Regions from separate parts of the Homo sapiens genome. Here region 1 is linked to region 2. A link is an interaction called in ENCODE POLR2A ChIA-PET data of the cell type or tissue named here. Cell type or tissue: Panc1. All regions are shown on one strand.

Region 1 (2,500 bases), 190 kb before region 2:
CCCCTTTTTCTTTTACAGAGATGGAAACTCAGCTTAGTAAAGGGCAGAAGGAGGATACAAACCTGGAACCTCCAGCTCCAGATCCTTCGATCCTCCCCTGCAGAGGGAATTTAACTGTACTTGAGAATGGATAACGCTTTACTGACATGGGGAAATGAAGCCTTCTAGGCACAAAGATGAGGTCAACAAAGGCAAGGGGCAAAACAGTGGAGGATGTTTTCTTTTAAGATTTGTGTGTGTGTGTGTGATGGAGTTTCCCTCTTGTTGCCCAGGTTGGAATGCAATGGGGCAATCTTGGCTCACCACAACTTCTGCCTCTCAGGTTCAAGCGATTCTCCTGACTCAGCCTCCCGGGTAGCTGGGATTATAGGCGCCTGCCACCACGCCCGGCTAATTTTTTTATTTTTAGTAGAGACAGGGTTTCACTATGTTGACCAGGCTGGGTCTCGAACTCCTAGCCTCAAGTGATCCGCCCACCTTGGCCTCCCAAAGTGCTGGGATTACAAGCATGAGCCACCGCGCCTGGTCTTCTTTTAAGAATTTTTTAAAATTGTTTTGCAGCCGAGCTCTGTGATTCGCACCTGTAATCCCATACTTTGGGAAGCCAAGGCGGGTGGATCGCTTGTGCCCAGGATTTTGAGACCAGCCAAGGCAACATGGTGAAACCCCATCTCCACAAAAAATACAACAATTAGCAGGGTGTAGTAGTGTACCCCTGTAATCCCAGCTATTTGGGAGGCTATGGTAGGAGATTGCTTGAGCCCAGGAAGTTGAGGCTGCAGTGAGCCATGATTGTGCCACTGTATTCAGCCTGGGCAACAAAGCAAGACCCTGTCTCAAAACAAATAAATAAATTGCTTTGCCTCAGCACATTGTAAATTTTTTTTTTTTTTTTAGACGGAGTTTCGCTCTTGTTGCACAGCTGGAGTGCAATGGTGCGATCTCGACTCACCACAACCTCTGCCTCCTGGGTTCAAGCGATTCTCCTGCCTCAGCCTCCTGAGTAGCTGGGATTACAGGCATGTGCCACCACGCCCCACTAATTTTGTATTTTTAGTAGAGACAGGGTTTCTCCATGTTGGTCAGGCTGGTCTCGAACTCCCATCCTCAGGTAATCCGACTGTCCCGGCCTCCCAAAGTGCTGGGATTACAGGCATGAGCCACCACGCCCGGCAGCACGTTGTAAATTTAACTATTCATTCCGTTATGTTGTTAGTCCACAGTTATGGCAGAAATTGTTTAAATATATCTATAGAGAGAGAGAGAGAGATAGATATGTATATGTATTATAGCACTTCCTGTTCCTTCCAGCAATTCCAAAGCAATGCTTAACTCTAGAATTCATGAAGAAAACACCACATCCTGAGCCAGCCAGCCTGTCTGGTAACTCCATGGAGACTTCAGAGCTGCCTTATGATCTCTCTCATCTCCTTCTAGAGTTGTTTTATTCCTTTACATATACAAATACTATATGCAAGCATCATATATATTACTCCATAACTTCCTTTTCCCTTAGAACATAGAAAAATGCTGGAAATATCTTTCCATGTCAGGAAATAAGTGTGTATTGTTTTTGAATGGTTGCCTAGTATTCCATTGTATTGATATTATTGGACACTGATACTGTTTTCATTTTTTAGTCATTGCAAATGATGCTGTAATGAATCTTCTTCTGCACATATCTTTGTGCAGATGTTTGATCATTTCCTTAAGATAAATTCCTGGAAGTGGAATAACTTGGTCCAAACACACCATGAAGGTTTTTTATATGGTTTGGCTGTGTCCCCACCCAAATCTCATCTTTAATTGTAGCTCCCATAATTCCCACATGTTGTGGGAGGGACCCAATGGGAGGTAATTGAATCATGAGGGTGGTTTCCCCCATACTGTTCTCGTGGGAGTAAATAAGTCTCACGAGGTCTGATGGTTTTATAAGAGGAAACCCCTTTCACTTGGGTCTCATTTCTCTCTTGTCTACCACCATGTAATATGTGCCTTTCACCTTCCACCATGATTGTGAAGCCTACCCAACCACATGGAAATGTGAGTCCATTAAACCTCTTTTTCTTTATAAATTACCCAGTCTCAGGTATGTCTTTATCAGCAGTGTAAAAATTGACTAATACAGTTTTCAATGTATTTCACCAAAGGATGTGCCTTTTTTTTTCTTTTTTTTGAGACAGAGTTTCATTCTTTCTTCCAGGCTGGACTGCAATGCATGATTTCGACTCACTCACTGCAACCTCCACCCCCCAGGTTCAAGTGATTCTCCTGCCTCAGCCTCCCGAGTAACTGGGATTATAGGCACCTGCCACCATGCCCGGCTAATTTTTGTACTTTTAGTGGAGACGGGGTTTCGCCATTTTGGCCAGGCTGGTCTTGAACTCAGGTGATCCACCTGCCTCACCCTCCCAAAGTGCTAGGATTACAGGCGTGAGCCACTGCGTCCGGCTAGGATGTCCCTTTTAATAGTCCCAGCTACAGAAAGCTCAGTCAAAGG
Region 2 (2,500 bases):
GCTGTTCAGATTTGGCTTATGGGCTATATTTTACCAACCCCTGGCGTAGATCATGAAGACAACAGAATGATATAATGGTTCAAGGATATGGGCTTTGAAGTCAGGCAAACCCAGTTCCAATCTCTGTCCAAGACTTATTACTGCTGTCATCTTGGGCAAGTCACTTAACTCAATCAAGCTCAATTTCCTCATCTGTAAAATAGGATAATAATGCCTGCCTCACCAGGTTACTGTGATGATTAAATGATCTAATGAATGTAAAGTGCTTGACACTCAATAAATGCTGGCTGTTAATCATTCTCATTATGAGGAGAATTAAGTAGAATTGAGGGGAGGTAATTTTGAGCCTTTCACTGTTAGTTACTGCTATTGTTACTGGAAAGCTCCTGCACACCTGAGTAATGAGGGCTGGCAGTGTCTTTCTGTGCAAAAATTTATTTCCTACAATTTAATATTCCACAGATTCACTGCATGCTATTAAGTCAGTGGTTGCATATTAGAATCATCTGAGAACCTTTTTTTTTTTTTTTTTTTGAGACGGAGTCTCGCTCTGTCGCCCAGGCTGGAGTGCAGTGGCACGATCGGCTGTCTGCAAGCTCCGCCTCCCGGGTTCAGGCCATTCTTCTGCCTCAGCCTCCCGAGCAGCTGGGACCACAGGCACACGCCACCACACCCAGCTAATTTTTTGTATTTTTAGTAGAGACAGGGTTTCGCCGTGCTAGCCAGGATGGTCTCGATCTCCTGACCTCGTGATCCGCCCACCTCTGCCTCCCAAAGTGCTGGGATTACAGGCTTGAGCCACCATGCCTGGCCCATCTGAGAAGTTTTTAAATCTCCTTGCCCAGGCTGCAACCTAGACCAATCAAACCAGAAGCTCTGCGAGTAAGACACCGCCAGGCATCACTATAGTTTAAAACTCCCTGGATGATTCCAGTGTGAAGCCTAAGTGGAGAACCACTGGGCTACGTAGCTGAAAAGAACAGGGGAGAGTCCTTTTGTTCCTTACTACTCAAGAGGGCGTCCAGGGACCAGCACCATCAGCATCGCCTGGGAGCTTGTGAGACGTGCCGAATGTCAGGCCCCCCACCCTAGACCTGCTGAATGTGAATCTGCCTTTTGACAGAATCCCCAGGGACTGGGGTGCATATCTAGTTTGAGGAATATAGCTGTTCCACAGGCACCCGAACTTGGCTCATGAGCAGAATAACATGCAAAGTTTTAAAAATTACTAGACTTCAGGCCAGGCACAGTGGCTCACATCTGTAATCCTGGCATTCTGGGAGGCCAAGGCAGGCGGATCACTTGAGCCCAGGAGTTCAAGACCATCCTGAGCAATATGGCGAAATCTGGTCTGTAAAAAAAAAAAAAAAAAATTTAATTAGCCAGGTGTAGTGGCACCTGCCTGTAGTCCCAGCTACTGAGGAGGCTGAGGTGGGAGGATCGCTAGAGGCCAAGAAGTTGAGGCTGCAGTGAGCCATGATCACGCCACTGCACTCCAGCCTGGGCAACAGAGCAAGATGCTATCTCAAAAAATAAGACAAAAGAAAAAGTAAAATAAAATAATTTCTAGACTTCATCACCAACTCACTGAATCAAAATCATTGTTGGGTAGCCCAGGGATTGGTACTTTTCCCCAACGTTTTATTTGAAAAATTTCAGACATACAGAAATGTTGTACCCACATACTTACCACCCAGATCCTGTGATTGTCAAGATTTTGCTACATGTACTTTATCACAAATCTATGCGTTTATCCTCCGTTTATCTATCCATCAATCCAACTCATTTTTTCAACGCATGTCAAAGTAAATTGCAGGCATTAGGACACTTCATCTCTAAACACTTCAGTGTGCACATCATTAATTTTTAACAAGGTCTGTAATTGATTCCTGGGCTGTGAACCCAACATCCTACCTTGGGCATTCAGGAGTTATTAATCTAGTGACAATCTCTCTGTCCTGAGGGGACAGTAGCTAAGACATTAGAGAACAGTCACTCACCACTGTCTGTATTCTATCTCTTAGTATTTAGTTAACAATGGCATTAAGTGTCTTTAGCCATGTCTCCTAAACCTTCCCTGGTGTTTTTCCTCCAAAGAAATATCTCCAGGCAAAACACTCTACAGTCTTTCCATGTTCCCTTTGTAGAGACTAAGCTGAGTCTCCCACTGTAGTTATCAATTCTGCAGCCAACAGCCTTAAAGGGGCCTGAGAGACAGGATGCTATATCATCTTTGCTTCTGAATTTTGGCATATCATCGGTCAGGGTGCAGCAATTTCACCTACACATCTGGCTTTCCCTCCGTCTTGGGTTTTCTTTTGACAAGCACCTGTCTAATACAAAAATCCAAGCCCTGTCAGGGCTGATGTGAACTCTAATAAGAGATATTTTTCTGGCTAGGTCAACCCAAAAAGGAGGCTGGCCCTAGGACACAAGGCAGGATCACTCATTGTGATCAACAATTCAAGATCTTTTGAGAAAGAGGCTGACCATTCCACTA

What was found. Peaks named below come from ENCODE experiments on the same cell type or tissue, not always from the same donor. Only the 100,000 strongest peaks of a DNase experiment are listed, where the experiment ranks them.
Region 1: POLR2A ChIA-PET joins it to region 2 with 5 read pairs; 3 of 35 experiments call an interaction of 5 or more read pairs at or near these places.

Annotation. Positions count from the first base shown.
Region 1 is chr17:72,193,732-72,196,231 of GRCh38, forward strand. No RefSeq gene overlaps it. Among named protein-coding and RNA genes, the nearest start is that of SOX9, 74 kb to the left of the region's middle. In Panc1, no CTCF peak of the experiment used is centred here; no DNase peak of the experiment used is centred here.
Region 2 is chr17:72,383,787-72,386,286 of GRCh38, forward strand. No RefSeq gene overlaps it. Among named protein-coding and RNA genes, the nearest start is that of LINC02003, 42 kb to the left of the region's middle. In Panc1, no CTCF peak of the experiment used is centred here; no DNase peak of the experiment used is centred here; H3K27ac peaks cover 417 bases.